Regions from separate parts of the Homo sapiens genome. Here regions 2, 3, 4, 5 and 6 are each linked to region 1. Evidence: chromatin contacts called from ENCODE Hi-C or POLR2A ChIA-PET data. All regions are on one chromosome and are shown on one strand. The core of a region is the stretch at or near the end of the contact, and the rest is flanking DNA. Distances in the headings are between cores, read along the strand shown.

Evidence for each region. A loop is a pair of places that touch in the nucleus more often than their neighbours do. ChIA-PET counts read pairs that join two places held with the same protein, here RNA polymerase II (POLR2A). Pooled maps may share reads with other maps.
Region 2: a map of CD8-positive, alpha-beta T cell shows a loop between it and region 1 (9-fold over the local background). The contact joins the promoter of ALDH1L1-AS1 here to the promoter of SEC61A1 in region 1. A Hi-C loop is called at or near these places in 2 of 168 maps with a recorded cell type or tissue (CD8-positive, alpha-beta T cell and heart right ventricle), 1 of 37 single-sample maps with no recorded cell type and 10 of 50 pooled maps.
Region 3: a loop to region 1 is called in a map of naive thymus-derived CD4-positive, alpha-beta T cell, with 9 times the contacts of the local background. The contact joins the promoter of H1-10 here to the promoter of SEC61A1 in region 1. A Hi-C loop is called at or near these places in 1 of 168 maps with a recorded cell type or tissue (naive thymus-derived CD4-positive, alpha-beta T cell), 1 of 37 single-sample maps with no recorded cell type and 8 of 50 pooled maps.
Region 4: a loop to region 1 is called in a map of CD8-positive, alpha-beta T cell, with 12 times the contacts of the local background. The contact joins the promoter of CNBP here to the promoter of SEC61A1 in region 1. A Hi-C loop is called at or near these places in 3 of 168 maps with a recorded cell type or tissue (CD8-positive, alpha-beta T cell and naive thymus-derived CD4-positive, alpha-beta T cell), 2 of 37 single-sample maps with no recorded cell type and 9 of 50 pooled maps. POLR2A ChIA-PET finds 5 or more read pairs at or near these places in 2 of 52 experiments (activated CD8-positive, alpha-beta T cell and activated T-cell).
Region 5: a pooled map shows a loop between it and region 1 (14-fold over the local background). The contact joins the promoter of RAB43 here to the promoter of SEC61A1 in region 1. A Hi-C loop is called at or near these places in 1 of 37 single-sample maps with no recorded cell type and 8 of 50 pooled maps. POLR2A ChIA-PET finds 5 or more read pairs at or near these places in 1 of 52 experiments (PC-9).
Region 6: a map of CD8-positive, alpha-beta T cell shows a loop between it and region 1 (37-fold over the local background). The contact joins the promoter of PLXNA1 here to the promoter of SEC61A1 in region 1. A Hi-C loop is called at or near these places in 7 of 168 maps with a recorded cell type or tissue (B cell, CD4-positive, alpha-beta T cell, CD4-positive, alpha-beta memory T cell and 3 more) and 17 of 50 pooled maps. POLR2A ChIA-PET finds 5 or more read pairs at or near these places in 1 of 52 experiments (activated T-cell).

The regions. Positions count from the first base shown.
Region 1 is chr3:128,050,064-128,054,395 of GRCh38, reverse strand. SEC61A1 (SEC61 translocon subunit alpha 1) reads right to left here and starts at 1,959. Exons shown (of 12, transcript NM_013336.4): 1 at 1,837-1,959; 2 at 1,494-1,561. The coding sequence starts at 1,843. LOC102723759 (a long non-coding RNA gene) reads left to right here and starts at 2,221. Exons shown (of 4, transcript XR_007096073.1): 1 at 2,221-2,434. RefSeq lists a silencer at 1,646-2,285 and a cis regulatory region at 1,778-2,394.
Region 2 is chr3:126,082,195-126,086,526 of GRCh38, reverse strand. It overlaps ALDH1L1-AS1 (ALDH1L1 antisense RNA 1), which reads right to left and starts at 2,312. Exons shown (of 8, transcript NR_190231.1): 1 at 2,075-2,312. It overlaps SLC41A3 (solute carrier family 41 member 3), which reads left to right and starts at 2,403. Exons shown (of 11, transcript NM_017836.4): 1 at 2,403-2,434. RefSeq lists silencers at 2,056-2,605, 2,646-2,755.
Region 3 is chr3:129,313,392-129,317,723 of GRCh38, reverse strand. H1-10 (H1.10 linker histone) reads left to right here and starts at 1,438. Exons shown (of 1, transcript NM_006026.4): 1 at 1,438-2,953. The coding sequence starts at 1,822. The coding sequence ends at 2,463. H1-10-AS1 (H1-10 antisense RNA 1) reads right to left here and starts at 1,453. Exons shown (of 5, transcript NR_026991.1): 1 at 379-1,453. RefSeq lists silencers at 960-1,299, 2,100-2,229, 2,610-2,899.
Region 4 is chr3:129,181,839-129,186,170 of GRCh38, reverse strand. CNBP (CCHC-type zinc finger nucleic acid binding protein) reads left to right here and starts at 2,275. Exons shown (of 5, transcript NM_003418.5): 1 at 2,275-2,395. LOC105374101 (a long non-coding RNA gene) reads right to left here and starts at 2,097. Exons shown (of 2, transcript XR_924469.3): 1 at 1,699-2,097. RefSeq lists an enhancer at 1,852-1,941.
Region 5 is chr3:129,120,091-129,124,422 of GRCh38, reverse strand. RAB43 (RAB43, member RAS oncogene family) reads left to right here and starts at 2,619. Exons shown (of 3, transcript NM_198490.3): 1 at 2,619-3,137. The coding sequence starts at 2,934. All of the region lies in intron 11 of ISY1-RAB43 (ISY1-RAB43 readthrough), which reads left to right. RefSeq lists silencers at 2,390-2,609, 2,630-2,809 and an enhancer at 3,590-4,332.
Region 6 is chr3:126,981,006-126,985,337 of GRCh38, reverse strand. It overlaps PLXNA1 (plexin A1), which reads right to left and starts at 2,223. Exons shown (of 32, transcript NM_032242.4): 1 at 2,051-2,223. RefSeq lists silencers at 1,133-1,212, 2,228-2,457, 2,558-2,777 and enhancers at 2,828-3,157, 3,418-3,467.

The DNA.
Region 1 (4,332 bases), core at 710-3,209:
AAGTGGCCAAGAGAAGGCAACGCCATTTCAGAGTAACCTGTCTGAAATGAATCTTGATGGGAAACAAAGAGCAGACAATTTTTTCAAAACTCCCTTTCTAATCACCAAGTCCTCTCTCCTGGTTACAATCAAATTTAACATCAAAACCCCAAAAGCTCTTTATCCAAGTCCTGTCTCCTCTGCTTCTTAGTAGCCCCTAAATCCATTCTTGCTCAGTACCACAGTTCATCCTCTGATGTGAAAAGCCTCTAAACCAACTCTAGTCCTCTCCTTTTCTTCCAAAGTGACATTCTCATGTCTGGCCCTTGTTATTCATCTCCTAATGTTCCCCACCTACAATTATGTTCTATCAATAGCAACTACATCTAATAACCTCCCATCCAAACATGCTACACTCTTGTCACCAATGCCTTTGCAAACTATATACTCCTTTTATTTGGAATTCCTTTCCGTCCCTTCAAGGAGACTTCTATTTCTCCTTCAAAACCACCATAAGACATCATGTCTCCCAGAGTTAATCCCTTCCTGAGCCACTGCTATACCTTGCACGTATTTCCCTTGTTCCGTCTACCACACTGAGTTACAAGGCCAAGGTCACATAGCTATTAAGGTGCTATGTAAAGGGTGGGACCTAGGCTTGCCTGCCTCCAGAGCCATGCCCCTTCGCTACACTGGAATTGAGGGGGTAAAGCTTTACAAATTCGTCCATTAAAAGCAGCACATGGGCATTTATATGAAACTATTTTACGTAAAAAAATGAAAGTGGATTCCAAGCACCCAAGTGTCCATGTGAATGCTTTAACAACAGTTTGAAAAATAATGTGAGGACACAAACATTTTATTCCCCACTCTCTAACCTAGGAACCTAATGAAACTTTTTTTCGTTGACAGCTGTAGTTACACTGGCAACACTCACTCCACACAATTTCTGATTCAGCACAGCTCTAAATTTAATCTTTCCTTGTTTTAATACACCGTCTGTGAAAAGCAGCAGACTTCACAAAAGAATAGCCTTTATTCCCCCTATTGTGACAGCCTACATAAAAGGTACAAAATCATTTGTAAATACTAAAGTGACAGCCCTTCCCTTTAGCAGCTGGATACAAAGGGCATCTCCTGGGAAAAAAAACCAACCCGTGATCTGCTCCCGTTGGAGGTGAAAAAGGGAGGGTAACTCAATCTGCTATCCTAACTGAGGCCTTATTCATTCATGGCCCGGATCCATTTTTGGGACAGGGCAACCGGAGGCTTTGTTCTCGGAGCAACATCCACCAAAGATGCTCCAAATAAAGCACAGTGATTTCAGTGGAAATTTCCACACAACCAGGTCACCTTTCGACAGCTCTCCGGAATAACAGAGCACAACTACACTCCAAGGGAAGAGAAGGGAGAGTTTCCATTGCCGTGCTGAAGCCATTTTTAATCATACTGTAAACTTCCAGAGTCCAGACAGTTTCCTGAAACCTTCTTTGTTGGCGATTTGGGGTACTTACCTTCCTCTCTGGCTTCTGAATTTCCGGCAGGATGACACAGAAGGGCTTGATGACTTCCAGAAATTTGACTTTGATGGGAGAAACAAAACAGGAAGAGTTGGGACACAGAGAAGTAACCTTCCGCGCTACCCAGGGACGCCTTCTGCCCACGACGAGTGAGAGCAGGGGCCAGGGGAGCCGGCCGCACCCCGGACGCGTGGGGATACTCGAGAAGGGCCGGGGGCACGGGCCGCGTTCTGCAGGGGGCCGGTCAGGGTTGGCCGGCGGGCGCCCGACCGCACGGGTGTGGGGAAGGGGGATCTGTTCCGTCCCGGCCTCAATAGGGCTTCCCTACAGGACTCACTTGCCATGGCGGCGGCTGCTCGGGCTCCGGGTCCCGCTTCAGCTCAGCTCTGCTCCGCGTGAGGCGACGCTGCCCGCGGCCCAGCGCGTTCCACTGCACAGCAGCTCCGCCGAGAGACACGTCAGTGCTAGCCCGGCGGCAAGCGGCGCGGCGCGGCGCGGGGCGGGGCCGGGGCCGGGCCTCGGATCGCTTCCGCTTCCTGCCACGCGCGCCCGCCGGCCGCCGCGCTTCGCCGCGCCGCGCCGCTTCGCCGAGACCTCAAGCCCCGGCATGCAGCGGGGCTCCTGGGGCCTGTCGGGAAGGGGCCTGGCGCGCGGGGCCCGCCGGGACTGGGGGTGTGCGGCTGCGCAGACTTGGTAACGCGAGAGCGCGCGGGGAGGGTGTGTCACGCCTCCCGAGACTGGGGCTGTGCGGCCTCACGGAGAAACTGAGGCAGGCGCGAAGCGTCGAGTGCGCGCGTGGCCCTGCAGGCAGGCGGAGACCCTGGTGGCTCCCATACACGTAACAGCACTCACTGCTCTTTGACGTTAGTGAATAGACCGTAAGCTCCCTGGAGCAGGGACCTTATCCCAGCGTCTACCGCGGCGCCCGTCACCTAGTAGGTCTCCGTCATTACCTGCTGAGTAGGGCGCGGGCTGGTGGGGCTTACCGAGCACCCTCGCTGTCTGAGTCATTAAGCAAACCCGGAGGCTTGTCGTGGGTGTGGGTCCCCTTCCATCTGAGAACGAATGGGATGAGTTTCTGGAGAGACTTGGCCGGAGAAGGGCCGGGGCAGCTCGGGAAGTAGTCTGCCTCACAGAAGAATTCAGGAAGGCCTCCTGGGAGAGTACCTTTGTGCCGAGCCTTGATAGATTCTGGCGAGAAGGAATGAGGGAACAGGTTGAGGAGACTGTTGTGGGCAAAGCATGGCGGTGTGATTGCCTAAGATCGGTGTGGGAAAGGGGGATAACGGGTAGGGCAAGGGATGCTGGGGCTGGGGGTTGGAATTTACTTTCAGGCATCTGTAGTCAGTAGGTATGATGTCATCTAAGAGAAACAGACTTAATGCTGTGAGCATTTAGCAGGGAGGAGGTGGGCACGCCTTGTGGGATCAGGCAAGGTTTCATGGAGCTAAACCTTGACCAGGACAGGTAGAAGTTGAGGGTACATATGTGGCAAGATGCTTTTTTGCTTTTAATTTAGGTGTCAACTATTTGGATTTTTCCATTCTCACCCATTTCTAGCAGATAATCAGGTTTTGTACATTCTTGGCTCAGAAAGTTGGACAGGACAGGAAGTCTTTTTTGGAATACAAACCCACTGGTGGAAAATTCAAAGGACTACTGGGAACAGGCAGGTAACTTCAGTGAAGTGGTCTAGGTGTGACATCACTTGATATCCATCCCCCACCAAAAAGGGGAAAAAGAAGACATTGACTCTTTATTCAGAGTCTGAAATGCAACCCATCTTCACTTCCAGGACCCACTGATGATCTCTTCTGGAGTTTTGGCCTGAAGCTAAAACTGGCAGCCCCTGGACTAAGTTCAGCATATAGACTAGATCCGATATTTAGCCATTATGCACCCTGCACCATATTGATGGTTAAAATGTTGAAATATTTCGAGGGTAAATAGTATAGTAATTACAATAAATATTACAATTAGTTAATAGAAATTTTAATATAAACTCATTGGTTTGTGCTAATAGTTGTAGGATGTCAGTACCATTGATAACAGGCCTCCTGTTGTTTCCACATTATGACACAATCTGGCCTGTGTCACTGCAGGGACTGCAGCCAAGTTACGTGTGTTAAATCACTGATTGCTTTAGGAGAATCACTAGTTTAAAATATTTTTATTGGACTGGGTGCAGTGGCTCACACCAGTAATCCCAGCACTTCGGGAGGCCAAGGCAAGAGGATCACTTGAGCCCAGGAGTGCAAGACCAGCCTGGGCAACATGGCAAAACCCTGTCTCTAGAAAAAAATACAGAAAAAAATTAGCTAGGCATGGTGGCGCATGCCTGTAGTCCCAGCTACTGGAAAGGCTGAGGTGGGAGGATCCCTTGAGCCTGGGAGGTCGAGGCTGCAGTGAGCTGAGATCTCACCACTGCACTTCAGCCTGGGTGACGACAGAGTGAGACTCTGTCTCAAAAAATAATAAAATATTTCTATTGTAAGCACATACATTAATTCTTCGGAAAATAGGTATGCAGTGTTTTATATTTATACATTTAAGATTTTATTATAGGATATTAGAAACATCCACCTAGAATGAAAGAGACCACAAAAATCTGGATGAATTTTCAATACTTTTAAGTATGATAAATGTAAATCTTGATATCTGCAGAAGAATAAACAAGAAATTTGTAATAATAATGAATCCCCGCCTGGAACTTCTTTTGATACTGTTTAAGAATCAGCACAAAATAAAATTTATAATTTATAAGATAAACTTTATTACATAAAATCTATAGTTTTGTAGTGAAAAAATAATTTTTTTCAACCAAAAATTTGAC
Region 2 (4,332 bases), core at 1,063-3,562, 2.0 Mb after region 1:
CACACACACACACACACACACACACACAGATCCTATAGCTTTTACTTCAGAACTTTAGCCATGAGATAAATACAAATTCCCCAGCTTGCAAAAAAAAAAAAAAAAAAAAAAAAAAAAACAAGAAAACAAAGAAAAAGAAAAATAGGTTAGATCCAAACAGTGGTTTTTAATTTCAGTACAAAAGTAAAAGCAGATTTAAAGCAGGCAGAAAATATAGAGAAGAAGAGAACTTAGGAACTCTATAGTGTACAGGTTGACCTTAGGGCTCTTTTCCTTAATGTAAATGTGCACAAGGATCATTATATTTCCATTTTACATAAGCTCTGGCAAGTAGACGCACCATAAAACCAACAGAGTGCCCGAAATGAGGTCATTCTCCTTGTTTTCTCCTCATTCTTAGATCATTTGTTTCCCACCTTTTTTTTTCTTAGAAGTAGGAACTGAGCTGTGGCCTAGGGTTTTTGTGTGGTGGATCAATGTGTGCTGCTTGTGGGCAGGACCCCACCATGTGTCACCACTGAGTTGTTTCCACCCTGTTACATGTCTCAGTTTCTCTCTCCAGAGGTCTATTACCTTTGAGAGGGCTCAAAATGATGGGTGATCAGTCCTTATATGCATTCCTGGACAAGCCATTTTTAAAATTAATTTTTGTTGGGGATTTCCCCATAGGGCTGCTGCATGTCACAGGATGTCAACCCCCCCCCAGACACTCCCACAAGGCCCCCAGTCACCCAGGAGCACGTTTTGGCTGGGAGGAGCAAATGCCTTTCTCTTTGGAGTTGAGAAAACTCAGTCTCTCATTTACCTATGAAAACAACAGTTCAATTCCTCACACAAATGCGCAGACAAGCCGAATCAAGATTAATTTTGGGAGAAAAAGCAATAAAGAAAACCCTTTAGAATGTGTCTCTGAACTAGAATTAGAATCCTTAAACAACAACTTCCTAGGAGAAAAACCAGCTCACACTAAACGAAGGACTGTCAACCAAAGGGCGATCTGGGGCTCAGGAGAACTTAACCAGTTCCATCGGGGGAGAAGCTAGAAGTCTGGGAGGCTTCAATGGGCCCCACTGGTATCTTCGCTCCGAGTTCAGGCAACTCCTTTGGGGTCCTGAGTCTTCTCTGAGGCCCCACGCTGGGTGCCAAATTATTGTGGAAGAGTCAAACTCTGTAAAATATTTGAAGAGATTTATTGTGAGCCAAATATGAGTGACCACAGCCAGTGACACAGCCTTCAGGAGGTCTTGAGAACATGTGCCCAAGGAGGTCGGGGTGCAGCTTGGTTTAATACATTCTGAGGAGGCATGAGACTTCAAGTTAAGTTCATTTAAGAAATAAATTTGTTTGATCCAGAAAGGCAGGAAAACTCAAAGAGGGGGAGGGTGGTTCTAGGGTATAGGTCAACTTAAACATTTTCTGGTTGACAATTGGTTGAGTTTGTCCAAAGACCTGGGATTAAAGAAAGGAATGTCTGGGTTAAGAGGTTGTGGAGACCAATGTGTTTTATCACGCAGATGAAGTATTCGGATAGGGTAGCAGGCTTCAGAGAGAAGAGGCTGTAAAATGTTTCTTATCAGACTTAAAGTCTGTGTTGATGTTAATGCAGGAGAGGGATAATGAGGCATGTTCGGCCTCCACTTCCCCTTATGGCCTGAACCAGTTTTTCAGGTTAAATTCTAAAAGTCCTGGCTGAGGAAGAAGTCCATTCGGATGATTTGGTGGTTGGGAACGGGGAGGTGCCTTATCATTTATTTTTTGGTTTAAAATATAATGATATATTTTACCAAGTCTTGTGAACCATCAGGCCTCCCTCAGGCCCGGACTGGGAATTGCCAATTTCGTTAGGTGTGACCGTAATACTATGAGAATGTTTAAAAAAATAGGCCTTACTGATTAAACATACTCGAGTATTTAAAGGAGAATTTATCCACTGGGATGCTTTAAAATTACTCTGGGAAAAAAGGGAAAACGAAAGGCATGTGTGGGGTGAAGCACAGACTTGTCGTTGTTGTTTTTAAAGCAAAAGGCGGGTCCCAAGGGAAGTTGGCTGTCGGTGGGTTCCCGTTCTCCGTACCTTTCTACCTTGACAGCTCCATAATAAAACCTGCAGCCGCATAGGCGCCTCTCCCGTAGCGCTCCCGCGGGGGCGCCAGTGGGGCCCCAGCTGCGAGGAGGGCCCGGGCTCGCGAGACTCGGTCCCCCACTTCCGTCCCCGCGATCCCCGGCTCCCAGCCCCCCGGGCCCCCGGCGGGGCTCTGCGCTGCCGGAGCTTGGGCGTCTGCTGCTGTCCCGGAGCGCCAAGTCGTCCGAGGTCCGGCCGCCCGGCCGGGGCGGGGCCAGGGAGGCCCGGCCTTCCCGCTTCCTGCCTGAGCCGCAGGCCCGCCCCTGCGTCCTCCGCCCGCCTCTTTCCCGCCGCCGCCTGGGAGGGGACCCGGTAAGCGCGGCCCTGTTCCGGGCGGGGTTGGGGCGGAAGGTGGGGTCAGCTGGGGCCCAAGGGGGGTCGGGGAGGCGCGCGGGAGAGGGCGCCCGGGAGTGGGTGCGCGGGAGGCGAGTGAGCCGGGCGCCGGGCCCTGGGGGCTCGGCGGGAGGGGGAGTCAGGTGGGGACCGGGATTTGGGGGACTCGGTGGGGGAAAGGCGCGCGGGAGATGAGGTAAACACGAGGGGTCGGAGGGGCGGCCTGGGGCGGGGTGGGGCCATGCCTGGGGTAGGCCACGCCTCGGGGAGGCCGGGAGAGAACCCAGGCGCTGGGGGTCGCGGGGGAGCCGGCCGGTCCTACCCTTAGGTGTCTGAGGCCGCTCCCCACACCGCTGCGGTGTGCATTCAGCGGCCCTGTCTCCTCCTTCCTGGCCTGCTCAGGGCACGGCTCCTGGTTGGATGTCACACGCGTGACTCCTGCAGCGCCCGCGCGCAGGGACCCCTCGCTGCCTCAGCCAGACCTCCCGCCAGCCTCTACCACAGGCTCAGCCCACTGTCCTGGGTGGGCTCGGTGCAAACCTCTGGTGAAGAAAACCTCCTGGGGGTGCCCAGCCGGGAGTCTGTCTCAGAGTCCCACACTCTCTCCATCCAGGAGAGCCGGTGGGATAGGTCTCTTTAAAATCCCGTTATTTATTTGTTTATTTTTTCCTCTTTCTTCCAGTTTTTTCCATATGACTTTAGTGATCAAATCCCACTTTTTTTTAGAAGGCTTTTTTTACACCAGTGGTTTTCAAACTGTGGTCCCAGGACCAGCAGCACTGCCTTTCCTGAGATCTGCTAGAAATGCGGGTTCCCCAGCCCCACCCTGACCTTCTAAATCCTAAACCTTGGGGGTGGGTCCCCATACTTGTCTTTAGCAGGTCCTCCTCGTGGTTCTGACCATTGATCTGAAACCTTAGGGCTTTGAGGAGTCTGAACTGGGGTTGAGGATGGGCCAGGTGCCCTGTGATGATAATGCATGACTCCATTTAATCTTCACAGCCCTACACAGTAGGTAGTATTACCCCATTTCACAGATTAGGCAACAGAGGTACAGAAAGTTTAATTTTTCCAAGGTCACAGACCTAGAAAGGGGAGGAGCTGGGATTCCAACCTTGGGTTCCGGCTCCAGAACATTCCCACTGAGGCGAGGTCCCCTGTGAAGGTGGGGAGGGGTGAAGCCCAGAGGTCCTGGCGGCCTCCCTGCCAGGCAGAAACCATTAGTTCCAGAATCACGACCAGCCAGGTGCGTGGTCAGCAGTGGCCCTGCCTGCCTGCCTTTGGGCGAGCCCTGGTCTGTGTGAGCTGCTGGGTCCAGGTCCCCGGGCAGGATGTGTTCGCACTGGGGTGCTGACGGGGCGCCTAGAGGCCTGGGTCCAAGGCCAACCTCACAGGGTGACACAGGGATGCTTCTGGGTGACAGAGTGTCCGTTTCCTCCTCAGTCTGATGGGGGCGGATACCCCCCAACCCCATGCTGGCAGCTGGGAGGGTGGGCAGCCTCACAGACTCAGGCGTGGCTCTGAACTGTGGCCCCAGGTGGTCCACAACCTGTCCTGCCCAGCCTAGCCCCTTTCAAGGCACAAGGGTCTCTGACCACTGCCCCATAGCAGGGTTTCTCGGCCTCCACACTACTGACATTTGGGGTGGGGCAGTTCTTTGTTTTGGGGGGCTGTCCTGTATCACCCCCTGTCGGGACAACCAAAACCATGTGCAGACATTGCCCAATGTCCTCTGTGGGGACCTTGGAGGCAATGCCTCCACTGGCATCTTCTGGCATCTTGGCTCCTCCCTGGGGCTCTGGGATTAGAGGTTTCCTGGCCCACAGCCCACTTTCCCACAGGAGCCTCCTCCAGCCTGTGCTTGGTTGTTCATCTGC
Region 3 (4,332 bases), core at 189-2,688, 1.3 Mb before region 1:
TCTCTGGGGTTTATTCCCTTGACAGGGTGACAAAATGGGGGGCGTGTGTGTGTGTGAAAGGGGTGAGCTGGAGAAGAGGGGAGGTGCTGCTAGCCCTCACCCAGAGAAGCCTGCTTGGGCCCAAGGCCACAAATGCACCAACCCACCCCCTTTTCAGGGCCTTTTACTCTGTCCACCTGTAAATGTTCCTGTCTCTCACTCTGGGAACCCCAATTCGCCAGCGTCCTGTCCCCCCTCACCCCTCCATCGCTTTTCTATGCTGGGCCTCTGGAGACTGTCTCCTGCCTGCAACCCTGCCACCCCCCAGCCCCAGCCCCACTCCTGTGCCCTACATCACCTACCCCCAAAGGGATCCCCTCTCCTACCCGAGCATCTTACCCTGGCCTCAGCTTCCCCAAGTGGAGGCTGCAACGGCTTCAACAAAAACTGTCCTGTGCCTTCTCTGCACCCCCAATACTGGAATCAGCAGAGATCGGGCCGCCAGCCTTGCACAAGCCCCCCCGGGGAGGGTGGGGCCCGGGACCCTCTCCAGGACATGGTCTCCTTTGCTGTGTTCCCGCCATCATTTCCCTGTGCACGGGAGAGGGGGAGGGGTGCACCCAGGAACTAAGAGCGAATCCCTTCCCCATCCTCTCACAGGAATTCCTCTGGGTGTCACAGCCTCACCCCCGCCCACCCTGTCCCACCCTGGAGCCCCCATTTGGCTTTGGGGGGACCGGCGGCAGCTACTTGTGGATTACAAAATGAGGCCCTGGGAACATCAGCGGCAACAGGGTGGGGGGAGCGGCGAGGCAGTGTCCCTAGAGAGGTCCTGCCGTAGTCCTCCATTCCCCGGGTTGTGCCTAGGCTCCCAGAGGCACAACCAGAACCCGGGGTGCAGCTGGAGAGTGCCTCCCATCCGCCATCCCCTTTGGATGGGGCGGAAAACCCCCGAGGATGTCCTAGCGCAGTTCACGTTGCCCCAGCCGACCACGTGAGGGCGCGCCCTGTGTTAGTTTGGACAAATTAAAGCTCCTCTTGCGGGCAGGCCTGGAGCCCCCCGGGCCGGGACAAGGCTCGGGTGCCCGTGGCGTTCTCTGGGTTGCCGGCCGCCAAGCTCCCGGCCGTGGGGCCTCCTCTGGGGCCCGCGCTATTGGCCTCCAAACGAGGTGCCCCCCTCCTCTCGCGCTCCCGCAGCCTAGGGTGCACCTCTCCGTTCGCCTTTGCTGAGCCCTTCCAGGACGCAAGTCGCCTCTCCACTGCGCCGGGAGCTCAGGCCCTGTCCGGGGCGCCCCGCTGCGGGCGCGGCGGCGCTGGAGAGGCGCGGTCCGAGAAGCCAGCGGCCGGAGAAGGGGCTCCAAGAAGCACAAGTTGGCGCTGGCCCCGGACCAGGCTGTTGTTGTTCTCAACGTGGTCCGCCATGAAGCTATAAAAAGCCGAGAGAAGCGCCCTCCCGCCAGAGCGCAGCGCGCACGCCCAGCGAGTTCCAGAGGCGCCAGTGGAAGCTGCGGCGGCGGTGTCTCGCGTTCGGCGGGATTTCTCTTCGCTCCGGCTCGGCCTAGGTCTACGTCCCCAGCTCCAGCCGCCGGCTCGGACTCGGTCTCTGACCCCCAACTCGGTCCCCTAGTCCGGCCCCGGCTCCGGGCCCCCCAACCCTCGCTCCGGCCCGGCCCGGCCCCCACCCCAGCCCTGCCGCCCGGCCCCAGGCCCGGCCGCGGCCGCTCCCGCCTGGAGCCGCCGCGCGCCCCCAGCCCCCCTGCACCCCCTCGGCCCCTCGCCTTCCTCTTCCCGGCGCGGCCCCCCGGCTTCCGCGCGCCGCCCGCCACCAATCCTCTTGCTACCATGTCCGTGGAGCTCGAGGAGGCCCTGCCAGTGACGACCGCCGAGGGAATGGCCAAGAAGGTGACCAAGGCTGGCGGCTCGGCGGCGTTGTCCCCATCTAAGAAGAGGAAGAATAGCAAGAAGAAGAACCAGCCGGGCAAGTACAGCCAGCTGGTGGTGGAGACCATCCGTAGGCTGGGCGAGCGCAACGGCTCGTCGCTGGCCAAGATCTACACCGAGGCCAAGAAGGTTCCGTGGTTCGACCAGCAGAATGGGCGCACCTACCTCAAGTACTCGATCAAGGCGCTGGTGCAGAACGACACGCTTCTGCAGGTGAAGGGCACCGGCGCCAACGGTTCCTTCAAGCTCAACCGCAAGAAGCTGGAGGGCGGCGGGGAGCGGCGCGGAGCCCCGGCGGCCGCCACCGCCCCGGCCCCCACCGCGCACAAAGCGAAGAAGGCAGCCCCGGGCGCGGCCGGCTCCCGGCGCGCGGACAAGAAGCCCGCCAGGGGCCAGAAGCCGGAGCAGCGCTCGCACAAGAAGGGCGCTGGCGCCAAGAAGGACAAAGGCGGCAAGGCCAAGAAGACGGCGGCCGCCGGGGGCAAGAAGGTGAAGAAGGCGGCCAAGCCCAGCGTCCCCAAAGTGCCCAAGGGCCGCAAGTGAGCGTGTCGGCCGGTCAGAGCGGCCGGCGTGGGCTTTTCGGTGTTTTTGTTTTTCTACCCCAAGTGACGTAGATTTTGTACGGCTCACGCCGGCCGGGGCCGCGAGGCCTGGTCTGAGCCTCAGGGAGGGGCCCCGGGTCCTCTCAGTCTTTCCCCTCCCCCAACGATGTAGCGTTTTTCGTTGTTTGCTTTAGGTTTTTGAAACAGCCCCGGCGACGCCTCTATTGGCTCTCGGCCTTGGCAACGGCCGTCGTCATGGTTACTGGCCCCTAGGCGCCGATGGCCGAGGCCGCGCCTGCCCACCGGGCGGGGTCGCTGGTTGGCCGGGCCCAGGCGCGCGGGGACGCGGAGGCCGCGCATCCTTTCCCAGCTCCCCACCCTCCTTGCCTTTGGGTGCGCGACAAACAATCGCTCCGGGCTCAGGGCTGCGCGGCTCTTCCCTTCATTCCATGGGCCTTTTTTTGGGCACAATAAAGCGTTTAAACCTTTCAGCCTCTCTCGTTTAATCTGAGTGGAATAGGGATGGGCGCCTTCGGCACGCGGGGTTGGATGGCGGGCCCCTCGGGTCCTTATACCCCAGATCTGTTGGCCAGGGTAGGCCTGGAGCCAGGGGCCTTCAGCAAGGGGTGGGAATTGCTGGCTTGGGACGAACTTAAAGTACCTGGGACAGGGAGATAGACAGGATCGGTCCCTTAGGAGGGATGGATCTATCTGCCCCCACAGGGGGTCCATCGGCCATTGCGGGGAGCGGGATGGGGGAGGGGAGAGGAGGGGGGATTAATGGGTTTTCAGAGTTAATGGTCAGGGACCTAAACTTGGCCTCCAGAGAGGTAGTTCTTACAAAGTCACACCAGACTGGCCTGTAAACTTAGTCATTCTGACTCCAGCGAGGGTTAGAGTGAGATGTGACCAGGACGAAGTGTGGTGGCCAGAGAGTGGAGTTCCTGACCACAATCCAACGTGTGGTCTCAGAAGGGTATTTGCTGTCTCTGAGCCTATTGGTTAAGCTAGAGTGCAAACGGGACCCAAAGGATTGCTGGGAAAATTAGTAGGAGCAGAAGGATCTCCAGCCCTGGGACATTCTGGTATCCAGCATGTGGGATAGTTGTCTGTCCAGTTGGGCAATAGGTCAAGGTCTATTCTAACAGATGTCCCTAAAAATGGACAACTGCAAAACAGGCCCCCAAGGGCAGTGGAAACAGGGAAGCTTCTGAAACAGTGGATATATACTCATACCAGCGTGAGTGACTGGAGTTAGGTGAGAATGCAGGAGAGCTCGTTTTACCCTCTGTGTAAGAAATTGCAGAAACTACAGGTGGAGGCAGGACCTCCTGGCCATAGACTGGAGAGGAGGGAGCATTGCTGGAGAGGAGCCCAGGCCTGCTGCTACCCCTGATCTGGGCCTGGCAGACCTCTCTGCCGCCTGGGTGAGTTGCCACTCCATTCCCTCTGCAAATCTTCATAACCCATTGTGGCTTCCTCCCTGCTGCTTCCTGCCTCACTGAACTGCAGAGCCAGGTGCCAGTGGGAGTCCTACCTGCCCTGTCCTGGGCCAAGCTCTGAGGACACAGCAGTAGACAAAACCAGTCCAGGTGCCTGCCCTGCCCAAGCTCCCTGGCTAGTGTGGAGATGGTGAATGATGAGGGCAGAGGTACTATCATCAGGACACACATGGCTGTGGCTGTTTGGGGTCTGGGGGCCTGTGGGCACCTAGGAGGCAGGTAGGCCTAGGCTGGCAGCTCCACACCTGCTGCCAGATCATGTCCCAGTTGTCCAAATCTGAATCTCTGGGGCTAGGCCTGGGAATCAGCCTTCTGACCAGATCCCCAGGTGGTTCTGGGGTTCAGAGAGGGCTGAGGAGGGCTGCAGC
Region 4 (4,332 bases), core at 1,026-3,525, 1.1 Mb before region 1:
CTATGGTTGGAATGGTAAACAAAAATAAGTCAGAAAATATTAATTTTTGGCCATATGGTAATTTTAACTTGTCCTCTTGGTGTGGTGTGGACGCACCCAGGTTGGACTTCATACATAGCCTCTTGCATTATATTGACTCATTGTCAGAGCTCACGAAGTCACTACCTAAGTGTCTGATTGCTACACTATACATTACTTCAAGATACTATGAAGGTTAATCAGATTACAAAGGGGAAATCATAAAGCTGAGTAAGCTTCTTGGTAATAAAACTATATAAATACAAAATACTGTTTTTTATTGGCAGATAATATATCGTGTTTTAGCACAACACATAAGCTGCTAGGCATTTATTCAATCTGATTGGGAATGGGTTAAATTTGGTTAAAAAATTTTACCTTAGGTTGCTTTAATTAAAAAAATGTTTAAGGCTGAGTGCAGTGGCTCACACCTGTAATCCTAGCACTTTGGGGGCACTGGGTGCAGTGGCTCACACCTGTAATCCTAGCACTTTGGCCTAGCACCGCTTGAGGCCAGGAGTTCAAGACCAGCCTGGCCAACATGATGAAACCCCATCTCTACTAAAAATACAAAAATTAGCCAGGCGTGGTGGTGGGCGCCTGCAGTCCCAGCTACTCAGGAGGCTGAGGCAGAATTGGTCAAACATGGGAAGCGGAGGTTGCAGTGAGCTGAGACAGCACTCCAGCCTGGGCAACAGAGGGAGACCCTGTCTCAAAAAATAGTAATAAATAAATTTAAAAAGTTCGGCCAGGCGCGGTGGCTCATGCCTGTAATCCCAGTGCTTTGGGAGGACGATCACCACTTTGGGTGGGCGGATCACCTGAGGTCGGGAGTTTGAGACCAGCCTGACCAACATGGAGAAACCCCGCCTATACTAAAAATACAAAATTAGCCGGGCGTGGTGGCGCATGCCTATAATCCCAGCTACTGGGGAGGCTGAGGCAGGAGAATCACTTGAATCCAGGAGGCGGAGGTTGCAGTGAGCTGAGATCGTGCCATTGCACTCCAGCCTGGGCAACGGAGTGAGACTCCGTTCTCAAAAAAAAAAAAAAGTTTAAAATATCATTGGTCTTTAAAGTTATACATTCATTCTTTGATAATTGCTATGTTGAACGCAACCTCCTAACTGCTTTACAATGATTAAGCACTAATGATTTGAACCCAGGTTTAAAGTCTGACTCTCAACACATGTGCTCTGCCTTCTCACGAACATGATTTCAAAAATCATAGCCCCGGGATTTGGGATTGGTGGCTTATGCCTGTAAACCCAGCGACAGAGCAAGACCCTACTCTTAAAAAAAAAAAAAATTAAAGAAAAAAAGAAAAATAAATCATAGTGTTGAACTGGCAGGTTTCACTGAGACGAAACTTGGGACTCTTCCTTTTTTTTTGTTTCGAATAAAGCCATTCTAGAATGAGACAAAATTCTAAAATATTTTATAGTTAACAGTTTAAATTGGGTTTAATCTTGACAAGACTATCTAGGGCTATATACACAAATCTCTTTTGGAGAAAATACCACAACTAAACTGAAGTCTATTCCTGAATATGACAGACCAGGTCAAATGGTTATCCTTGCCCTCCCGGGGGATGTCACTCATAAACGTGCCAAAAGTCACAGTCTAGGCCCCATTACCTTACATGCTCATGACCTTCCCAGGGAGGCCCCTCGCCCTTACCAGGCACTTTCATCTTGGGAAGACACATCAGTCCTGGCGGAGAAAGCAGCAAGGCCTTTCCCCGGCTCACAAAAATTAATACAAATCTCAGAGGCTGCATCCCACAGCCGTGACCACCGTGACTTGGCATCCCCTTTTCTGCAAACTTAAATGTTATCTAGAAATCGGGCCTGGCTCTGAAAGCCAAGGGCCTGGCAGGAGCCCGAGAAAGGGGAGAAACTTTCTGCGGCCCCAAGCTAATGGCAGTCACTGCACCGAGACCCGTCCCCTGGCATCCCTTTGCTCCAGCTGGCCAAGACAGACCACCAAGGTCAGCCAGATTTCCACCCAGTCTGGCCGGGCCCGGACCCAGCTGGGAATGAACCGAGAAGCACCGGGACCCGGATCCCGGCGTGAAAGGCCGCGCGCGGGGCACGGCGGGAAAAGACGCTGCGCGCAGAAACACCCGCCCCGCGCCGCGCTCTAGTGGGCGGCCCTGCCGCGGGCGGCTCTGATTGGACTGCCGAACCCCGCGCGCTGATTGGCCGCGTGGGCGAGGCGGAGGAGAGCCGTGCGCAGCGGCGTATGTGGGGCCGTGTGCAGACCCGCGTGTGGCGCAGGCAAGGACCCTCAAAATAAACAGCCTCTACCTTGCGAGCCGTCTTCCCCAGGCCTGCGTCCGAGTCTCCGCCGCTGCGGGCCCGCTCCGACGCGGAAGGTGAGGGCTGGGGGAGGGGCCCGGCGCTGACGGAGCCGCAGTGCGGGTCGGGTCTGTGGCGGACAGAGAGGGTAGGGAGCGGCGAGGTGGCGATGGCGGCCGCACTTTGGCCTGCGCCTCTGCTGCGTCAGGCGGGAAGCTCGGCTGCTGCCGCCGCCTCGGACCCGGGTTTCTGGCGCACCGCTGTCGGACGACACTTCTGTCCTTTCTTCGTCCTGGAAAGCTGGGTCGCCGAGCATGCGGGTCTTTCGGCGCCACGGCCGCACCCCAGGCCGCAGGCTTAGGGCAGAGGAGGCCCGCCCGTGCGCCCTTGGGGCCGAGGCCCTGACGCTTCGAGGGTCGCGGAATGAGGGACCGAGGGTGGATTTGGCGGGAACTCACTGGAAGGAGTCCGTGTGGTGGGGAAAGGCTCCCGGCTGCGGATGAAGGGGGGATGGGGTGGGTATAGTCGTGCAGGCCATGTGCTGGGGTCGTGCGCCTGGCGGGCCATGTGCCAAGGGTTTTGGGGGCCTTAGAAAAGGGTTCTTAGGCCGGGCGCGGTGGCTCACGCCTGTAATCCCAGCACTTTGAGAGTCCCAGGCGGGCGGATCACGAGGTCAGGAGTTCGAGACCAGCCTGACCAATATGGTGAAAGTTGGTCTGTACTAAAAATAAAAAATTAGCCGGGCATGGTGGCGGGCGCATGTAGTCCCAGCAGCTCGGGAGGCTGGACAGGAGAATCGCGTGAACCCCGGAGGCCGAGGTTGTGGTGAGCCGAGATCGCGCCACTACACTCCAGCATGGGCAACAGAGAGAGACTCCGTCTTAAAAAAACAAACAAACAAACAAACAAACAACAACAAAGGGTTCCTGAAGAAGCCTTTGTGTTTGGAGTGGCGAGACTGCTGGAAGACTTGGGAGCTTTTAGAGTTTATACTCCCTATCCTTGATAGTTTTCCGATTCTTGAATTTTTATCGTCATTTAAATACTAAGTTGCTTGTGTTACATTACCATTCCAAAAGGGGCTGATGGGGCTCACATTCCAAGAGTTAACACTATTTAAGTTGCTGGGATCCTTTAAAAGCGCCATTACCAGAAAAAACACGAATTTGTCAAACCTCCAAAACCACAGCAGCGGGCGGTAGTCTGCATCATTTCTTGGATTAATGAAACAGATGTAATTACAAACGAGACACGAAATTCAACTAGCTCCCCTCCATCTAGATTTTTCCATATCGTGAGAACCTGTTTTAGAATGGCATAATGGTCCACATTTGGGTTTAGGTGTTGATTTTATTATGGGTAAGGCTTGTGCTTGTTCCCACATGTTAACCATATGGCCTCAGCCACAGGGCACTTCCAAAGGAAGTGACTGTTTCTGGTCTTGGGGGTCTTGTAAAAAGAGAACATTGCTCAGTAATCGTCTGTGATTTTAGCTAGTGTGTTTCAGGCATTATTCAGAAGGACTCAGGTGAGATAAGCCAAAACTGAATTTGTTTTTTGTCTTTCTCAAAGTGAAGGAGGTCTAATGAATATCCCCATCTTGCTTTTAAATTACATTTTTAAAAGTAGATTTTTCCCCCTTTCCTATTGTTTGACCCAATTTTGGAGTGAAACGTAACCAGTTACTATTTCCATTCGAATTTAAATTAGCAATTTTATGTTATTTGTTTGTTCAAGCAGTATAACTGGAGTGTAGAGCTTTGAGGGTTTCAAAAAGATAAGAGATATAGTACTTATCTCCTGGGCTTCCCCCTCCCCCCTCCTAAATAGTTTTAAATGCTTCTAATGAGTTACTCTGGTTAAGGATAATCAAACACCTGTAAACTGCCAGGATCCTAGGTACATGCTGTTTTTAGTTTGTTGAGCCTGATTCTTGTCTACAAGAGTTCTTTGTGTATTGGAATATAAAAGGAATAATTTATTACATTCCCAAGGGCAGAATTAAAGACTTAAG
Region 5 (4,332 bases), core at 1,370-3,869, 1.1 Mb before region 1:
GTTCACGACTGTAATCTCAGCACTTTGGGAGGCCGAGGTGGGTGGATCATGAGGTCAGGAGATCGAGACCATCCTGGCTAACACGGTGAAACCCCGTCTCTACTAAAAATACAAAAAATTAGCTGGGCATGGTGGCGGGCGCCTGTAGTCCCAGCTACTCGGGAGGCTGAGGCGGGAGAATGGCGTGAATCCGGGAGGCGGAGCTTGCAGTGAGCCGAGATCGCGCCACTGTACTCCAGCCTGGGTGACAGAGCGAGACTCCGTCTCAAAAAAAAAAAAAGTGCAATATACATTTTTTCAAATTTGGTGTATTAAATGAAACATAAATATTTTTTAATTGCTGCATTTCAAATTAGCATGATTCCATTTCAAATAAAATGCCACTGTGCTACTCAGGAATTTACCACCAAAAGAGGAAATGCAGATATTAGACAGCTTTATTGAGGTATAATTTACATACCATAAAACCCACAGGTTGTAAGTTTACATTTTAATGATTTTAATAAACTTGAGGAGTTGTGCAACCCTTACCACAGTCCAATTTTAGAATCACCCCGCAAAGGCAAGGGAGTGGTGCCTGGGTTTTCTGACAAAATCTATACTCAGACCAACATGTCCCCTGCCCCAGCCCAACCAGTTCCAGGCTAGAGCAGTGGAAAGGCCAGTTAGCTATCCAACCACCGTCTACCCCTACGCTTCATCCTGGCTCCTGGATTCCACACCATTTTGTGCTGTGGTAGCTGCTCTGAGCTGGGGGCAGGCCTTGTTTTCTGGAGTTCTGGACTTTGACCTGAGCTAGTCCCAGCATGCAGAAACCTTCCATCCCATCTCCTGTCTACTTCTACCCTGGAGTGGAGGTTATTTCCTGCCTCTCTAACTCTCCGCTCCCATCAGGTGTACCAAAGTGGGGCTCTCAATTGCTTTTCAGTGGCACTTTGGGGTTTCCTGTCTGATTCTGTTGGGTATTTCCCATGGGAGTGGAGTTCAAACTTTCAGAAGAAACAACTCTTCTGCCTTCTCCACGGGGTCTGCCTTTGCAGACTGCTCATTCAGTCCCTTTCTATCTTGACCTGAAAGGTTGGCTGGGGTCCTCACAGTGGCACTGGGGGACTTGCTCTCTGCGAAGTCTCCTTCAGCTTGAAGACTTTCCCCTTTTCTCCTGGATTTTTGTCTGCTTTGTCCACAGGTGCATTACAAGGCCCCAGGACAATGCCCGCCTGTAGTAGCCATTCATTAAATATGTTGAATACCTGGAATTGGAGTGCCACAAGGAAGCTGTCTAGAGGGGTAAGGGGTGCTGTCAATTCCTTCCCATCTTCGGAGCTGGGAAGCCCAGTCCTGTTGGATCTAGTATAAGCTTCTTACAGATGTTTGGGTCTCCTTTCTCTGAGGCGCCCTGGTTCACTGGGCCAACTCAGGAGTTGGTCTGCCCTTCCTCAGAAATCCCTTCAAGTTTTTCTGTTCCTCTTCCTAGACTGGTGCTTTTTGGCTGGGTCAGTTTCCCAAATGGGCCTGTAGCTGCTCTGAGCTGGGTCATCCAGCCGTTTAGCAGCTGCTTCAACCACTGCTAGGCTGCCTTTTGGAGACAAGAGCTCCCAGCTCCTCCTTCTGGCCTAGCTTCCCATCAAATGGGGCCCTGGGTCCTCTCCTCACAAGGATTTTGGGCTCCTCCGCAGTTTTGTAGCCAGCCTGGATTCTGGCCTTCTGCAGCCTGCTCCCTCCCTTCCCTTCCGCCCCTGGGAAGAGCGACCCCCACCACTCTCGGAGACTGCACTGCCCGCCTGTCAGAGTGGGCACTCAGGTGACACTGCTGTGGTCGTCCCCTTCCTCCGTGATCCATTCCGGAGGGGGTCATTCTTAGTCTAGGCCTGCAGGCCCGGAGCTCCAGCCATGGTCTCCGCCTGTCCCTGACCGGCGGTCTGGGAGGCAGCAGGTAGGGGATCCCGGGCAGGCGGACCAGGCCTGGGTGGGGGGCGAGCAGGAGGCGCGGGACAGCACCTGGGGGTCCCAGCTGATGAAGGGTCGGGGTGGGCAGCGGTTTGGGGGCCAGACGGATCCGCGGTGTGGGCGCGCCGGGGTGTTGATGGAGGAGGGGCCGAGGTGCTGAGGGCGGGGTCGGGCTGGGGTCGGGGCTGAGGGCGGAGTCGGGTGGGGCGGAGTCAGAGCTGAGGTGAGCCTGAGGGCGGAGTCGGGGCGGGCTGAGGTGGGCCTGTGGGCGGAGTCGGGGCGGTGTGCTGAGGTGGGCCTGAGGGCGGAGTCGAGGTCGGGCTGAAGGCGGAGTCGGGGAGGGCTGAGGTGGGCCTGAAGGCAGAGTCGAGGTCGGAGCTGGGGACGGAGTCGAGTTCGGGCTGAGGGCGGAGTCGGGGCGGGCTGAGGTGGTCCTGTGGGCGGAGTCGAGGTCGGGCTGAGGGCAGAGTCGGGTCGGAGTCGGGGCGCGCTGAGGTGGGCCTGGGGGCGGAGTCGAGGTCGGAGCTGAGGGCGGAGTCGGGGGCGGGGACGTAGGCGGAACCCGGGTCGGGCTGAGGTGGGCCCGAGGGTTGGGCTGGGGGCGGAGTGGGTGCCAGCCTGAGGGCGGAGCCGGGGGCGGGCGGGGGCGGGCTGGGGCGGGCCTACAGGCCAGACTGGTGTGGCACGGAGCTGAGGACCGGCCGGAGCTTTGCGGAGGGCCCGGCTTGGCGGGTCCGGGGGGGAGCCGAACCCGCGGGGCACCGGGTCCGGGCGGGGCCGAGCCGGGCCGGGGCGGGAGCCAGCCGGGGTGGGGCGGGGCCGAGGCCGAGGCAGGCGGTCGGCAGTGCTGGGGGTTCAGGTGTTGCGGCGGCTCCACGTAGCCAGGCGGCCCGTGGGCTGGAGCGGGCGGAGCTCGGCCCGCGGCTTGCGTGAGCTCAGGCCGGTCCCAGCGTCCAGAGCGCCGGCCCTTCGGCTTCTTCTAGGCCATGGCAGGGCCGGGCCCAGGCCCGGGGGACCCGGACGAGCAGTACGATTTCCTGTTCAAGCTGGTGCTGGTGGGCGACGCAAGCGTGGGCAAGACGTGCGTGGTGCAGCGCTTCAAGACCGGCGCCTTCTCGGAGCGCCAGGGAAGCACCATCGGCGTCGACTTCACCATGAAGACGCTGGAGATCCAGGGCAAGCGGGTCAAGGTGGGAGGCCGGCCAGGGCCCCTGGAAGGCGCTCCCTCGGAGGGTGGGGCGGGGGCAGCGGAGCCCCTGGCCGCGGCGAGCGCACCCCGCGTCCATCTGAAGTTTCCTTTGGCTTCCCCTTTTTCCTTCCTCGGGTCGGAGCAGGCCTGGGCCCCGGGGTCTGGGCCGGGTTCAAGTCCTCAAAGCGCCGGCCGTGGGTTGCTGGGGGGGGGGGGGGCGAGGGAGTGTGGAGGAGGCGGCCCTGCCCTCCGGAGCTCACACCCTAGGAGGGGACTGTGCTCCAAAATAACTTTAGCCATTGGAAGGCAGGGGGTTAGACTCCCCTGTTCCAGGTACTAGCGGAGCGCCTTGGAGTGCGGAGATCAGACCCCCCACCTCCATCCACCGCGATGGCAGCCCCCAGCTCAGCCCACCGGCGGGGCACTCAGCCAGAGAACTGCATCCCCACCCCAGGACTAGGAGCGATCAGGAAGTAGTTGCTTTTAGGACCAGAGGGCCAAAACTTTTTGTCAGAATTTCCGGCCTGGCCACGCCTCCCTGCAGTCTCTTTGTGGACCTGGTGGTGGAACTTTACTCGACTAGGGCCAGCCCCGGTTCCCTCCCCCAGCTGGAGTTTGATAGAAACTGAAAACTTCACAGATACCGGAAGGTGGGGGAGAGAACCAAGCTTTGGCAATGGCTCCGAATAAAAACAGCAGGATGTGGTTGCCACAATGTCCTGGCAGTGGTTTGATAAATATTTGTGATGAATGAAATCAGAGTTTCTTAACCTAGGTGTTAGTACTCCCTAATCAACCAGGAGATCCTGGGCTGAAGGCACTCAGTAACTTTTCTGAACCGCACTGTACAGAAATCTTTGCTTGCTTTCATGGTTTCGAGCCCCCATGATCTTCAGGACACCCTCAGGGCACAGGGCTGGGACGATCTCTGCCAGGGAGATGGGAGTCACTGGAGCCTTGCTGCTGCTGGGCTCTGCCTCTCCGGGTGGCTCTAGGCCTGCTCCTTGTTGCCTTTGGCTAGGATATGTAGCTCTTTGTCTTTGTTTCTATAAAATTGGGATAATTTCTGGGTGTTGCCTCCCTCCTGCCCCAAGGTGGAGAAAAAAGTAAGTCAACAGTCTTTATGTGTCCACAGTGCCTCTCAGTAGATGTGACGGGGAAGCAGAAACTCCTGCCTGAGGGGTTTTATTATTATT
Region 6 (4,332 bases), core at 974-3,473, 1.1 Mb after region 1:
GGCTAGCCAGGGAGAGAGAGGCGGAGAGAGACCCCGCGGTCTGCGTGCAGGAGCCCCAGCCCAGGGGCTCCTCTCCTGGACAGGAGGGGATCGCCGCCTGGTGGAACGCCAAGCCAACAGTGTCCCCTTCCCTTTCCTGGCCTGAGTGACACCAAAGCTCCTTCTCACCCTGAGAAACAAAGGCCCCCAAAGCCCTCCCCACAAGGAAGAGTCCAATCCCCCCAAGTCCTCCTGCGCCAGATCCTGCTATGGCTCAGGCAGGTTGGGGTGTGGGGCTGCCATCCTGCCCAGTGGCTCACAACAGCAGCCGGGGGGGAAGACAGCTGCTCCTGGCACTCCGCCTCCCCCACAACGGGGGTCATGGGAGGTGGTCCCAGTGGTTCTGCTCCCGACCAGTCCTAGGGGATCCGGCTCTGAAGGCCTTGGAGTCCTGCTCCTGAGAAAAAGTGCCTACCTTTGCAGGCCTTCCCCTGGGGCACCCGCTCCTCCCGGCCAGCTGCTCTAAGCTGCTCTGTGCACGGGGGCTTTCCTGGGGGCTCAAAACAGGCAGGCAACGACCTTGGGGGGCCAGGAGTCCAGCAAAGGGCTGTCTGCTTTGTCCACAGGCACCTCATGTGTCCCCCACCCCCAGAGCACACACTGAGGCCACAAACCCAGGCCTCCGCCCATGCTGTCCTCTGCCCAAAACGCCCTTCCTGGGCCCCACTGGCACCCCCCAGGAATGGAAGCCTGGCCCTGCAGCGAATCACTGGTTCACATGCCTGCCTCTGGCAGGGGGCTGGGTGCTCCTCAAGGGCCGGGCAGCATCTTGGTGCCCCTGGTGCAGCACCTGGCCTCTGCCGCACACCCCAAGCCGCAGGAAATCGAGGGGACCTGAGGCAAGCTCCTCAAGGGCCCGGGGAGCAGAAACTGCGCCCCATCCCTGCACCGACCCCCAAACCGGCTACGTGTGAAAGGAGATGGGGCAGCACGGAGCAGCCTGAGCCACAGGAGCCGCGCTGAGGGGACAGAGGCTCGACCACGTCCCCTCCCCGGCACACACACCCCTTTCTTTCAAGGGGCGTGGCCCCAGAACCCCACACAGGAGCCTGGGGCAGATCGCCGCCCGGGGCCGCCCCTCGGAGCCCCTCCCCTCCTTTCCAGGGCTGCACCTGGGACCTCACGCCGACCGAGGGGCCTCCCTGGAGTCCCCACTCCCCCTTCCCCTGGCAGCCCGGGATCGGCCCGCTGCCTCCAGCTTCGCCGCACATCAGGCCCGGGACTATCCAGGAAGCAATCGGAAGCCTCCGGGAGAAGCGGCTGACCCTGGAGAGGCCCCGAGAGGGGGAGGCCAAGGAGGCCCGAGCGGGGCGGCCTCCTGGGCGGCACCCAGAGCCCACCTCCCCGCACTCCGGGCCAGTGGGAGCGGTGGCAGCTGTGGTCGGGAAGCCGCTCCAACTTCCACCCCGCGCCCCAGGGCCGGCCGGGGGCTTAGCCTGCACGACCTCCTCCGGCCCCCGCGGCCCTGCTGGGAGGCTCCGATCCCTATCCGGGCCTGGCCACCCCGTCCTCGCCCGCGGCCAGAGGTCTGAGCCGAGGTCCAGCGGCCGGGACGGGCCTGGACACCGCAGGGGCCTCCCCGCGGGGCCGCCGCAAACTTTCTCCCCAGCCTCCGTGGAGGGGCAGCGCCCGCCCCCCGCCACCCCGGAGCTGCCGCGGGGCTCGGCGGGCCCGGCCGGGGGGCGGGGGAGGCCGCGGCGCTGGATCCCGGGCCGCGGTCCCAGCCCCGCCGCACGGGGGTGCGGTCTCTCCGCGTCGGCGCCGCGACCGCGCCCGGACACACGCGGACGCCTGGGCCGGAGCCGCAGGGACACGCGGGCCGCGGACACGCGCGCCGCAGTCCCCACGCGCGCCGCAGTCCCCGCGCACACCCCCTGCCTGCCGCCTCACGAGAGGGCCGCCGCCGGAGGCCGCCCCGCGCCCACCCACGGGCCGCCCGGCCCCGGACCCCAGCCCGGCCCGGCCCCCGCCCACCGTCCCGCGCCGCGGGGAAAGTTGCGCCCCGACTCACCCGCCGCCCCGGGGCGCGCCCCGCCGCCGGCCATCGCCGCGCCCAGCCGCCCGCGCCGCCGCCGCCGTCCGCCCCGCCGCGGGGCCGCCGAAGCCGCGTAGGCCGCCCAGGCCGAGGCCGCCGCCGCGCCCGGGCTCCGCTGCGTGGCCGCGCAGCCGATGCCCAGCATGAATGGGGCGCCGAGCGCCGCGCGGCTGCGGACCGGCCTCGCTCTCGCCGCCCGCGGAGCCCCGCGCCGCGCGCATGCGCCGCCCAGAGCCCGGGGGCGGGGCGGGGGCGGGGCCGGCGGCGGCCTCCAGAGGGCGCTCTGCCCCGCGCCGCGCGCCTGCAGGGGCCCACCGCGCGTCTTCAAAGGGCGATACGGCTGCCCGCCTCAACTCTCTGGGCGCCGGGGCCGCGCGGGCAGTTCCGGGAGCCCCCCGCTCTCGAGCGGGCTAGCCCGCGACCCCAGGAACAGGGCCTGGCTCAGTGTGCCCAGGCTAGGAGCATGGCCTCCTTTCACGGGGGGGGAAACTGAGGCTGAAGGAGGCAATCGCAGTTCCCAGACCTTGCGGGGCCGGGTGTTCCCAGCTCTCGGCCTCGCGCGTTCCGCTCTGTCAGATGGGCGGGCACCTGCGCGGGGAGCCCGGGCGCCCCCTGCAGGCCCCAGGCTGGTGGCGCATTCCCGGCTGGGGACGCAGCCCAGGGAGGAAAGTCCCGCGGCAGAGGCGTGGCGAGACGCGAACTCCGGCTGTAGCGTGGGGCAGCGGATCTACACGGTGTGAGGTGTGGGGCTGCAGAATCCAGGGTGACGGGCCAGAGCTGTCCAGGCAATACCCCCAGCCTGCATGGCAAGGCTGAGGGGCAGACACCCAGCACTCAGTTACTGTACTCACAACCGCCACTCCCAGGCAGGAGGCATCCGGGAGGGCCTCCCGGTGGACGCAACCAGGCCAAGGAAGGGGAAGCCGGCAACAGGAGCATCGATAACAGAGCAGATGGGCCAGGAAAACCCCGTCGTGGGAGGGCTGAGTCCCGGCTGGGGACTTGGCCCCCATCTGTAGCCTGAGGGGTGCGGTTTTTGCTGTGTGAATCACGTCACCCCTACAGAAGAGGAACTCTCTACAGTTCACATGGTTAACAGGGAAAGGGAATGGACTCATACCGGGCCCAGGTGTCCCTCCGCGTCTCACCCCGCTCCTCCCTCCCCAGGAGCAGCCACAACCCTCATTTTTGTGTTCATCTTTAAGTGCTTTTCTTTGGGTGTGACCTCTTATATTTGCACCCCAGAATGGGACGCTGTTTTGGGTGGCTTGTTCTGGGCATTACAGAAACGGGGTCACTCAGCCTGTGCTGTTTGCTCTGTCTGCTCTGTGTGGTGAGGGCACAGGGCAGCTGCTCGCAGGCATCGTCTTCGCAGCCTGTTTTGTTGGGCTCCTGCTCGCCCATTCTCCTGCCGATGGACATGGGATTGTCGCCTATCTGGAGCCATGATGAGCAAAGCTGTGATGAGCATCCTGTGTGTGCCTCTCGGTGGGCACCTTTAGATCCAGGGACGGTCTGCAGGGTCACGGGGTAGGATTTGTCTAGCTTCAGGAGATACAGCAAAACCGTCTTCCCAAGTGACAGCCCCAGTTTACACTCCCAGCAGCTTAGCAGGAGTGTGGAAGGGTCTGGCTGTCCCACATCCTCACCAATATTTGGCACTCTTTAGTTTTGCAAATCTAGTGGCATGAACTGGTTTTTCAACTAGGTGGTTTTGCTTGTCTGCTTTTTTTTTTTAGAGACAGACAGGGTCTCGCTCTGTCACCCAAGCTGGGATGTTGTGGTGCAATCAGAGCTCACTGTAACCTCAAGCTCCTAGGCTCAAACCATCCTCCTGCCTCAGCCTCCTGAGTAGCTGGGACTACAGATGGGCACCACCATGCCTGGCTAATTTTTTTTTTTCAAGAGATGAGGTCTCTATGTTACCCAAGCTGGTCTCAAACTCCTGGGTTCAAGTGATGCTCCCACCACAGCCTCTCAAAGTGTTGTGATTAAAGGCATGAGACACGGCACCCAGCCTCATTGAGTCTTACTGTGTCGCCCAGGCTGGAGTGCAGTGGCTCGATCTCAGCTCACTGCAACCTCCACCTCCTGGGTTCCAGTGATCCTCCCACCTCAGCTTCCCGAGTAGCTGGCATTACAGGCGTGTGCCACCATGCCCAGCTAATTTTTGTTTTGCCATGTTGGCAAGGCCGGTCTCAAACTCCTGACCTCAAGTGATCTGCCCGCCTCGGCCTCCCAAAGTGCTGGGATTACAG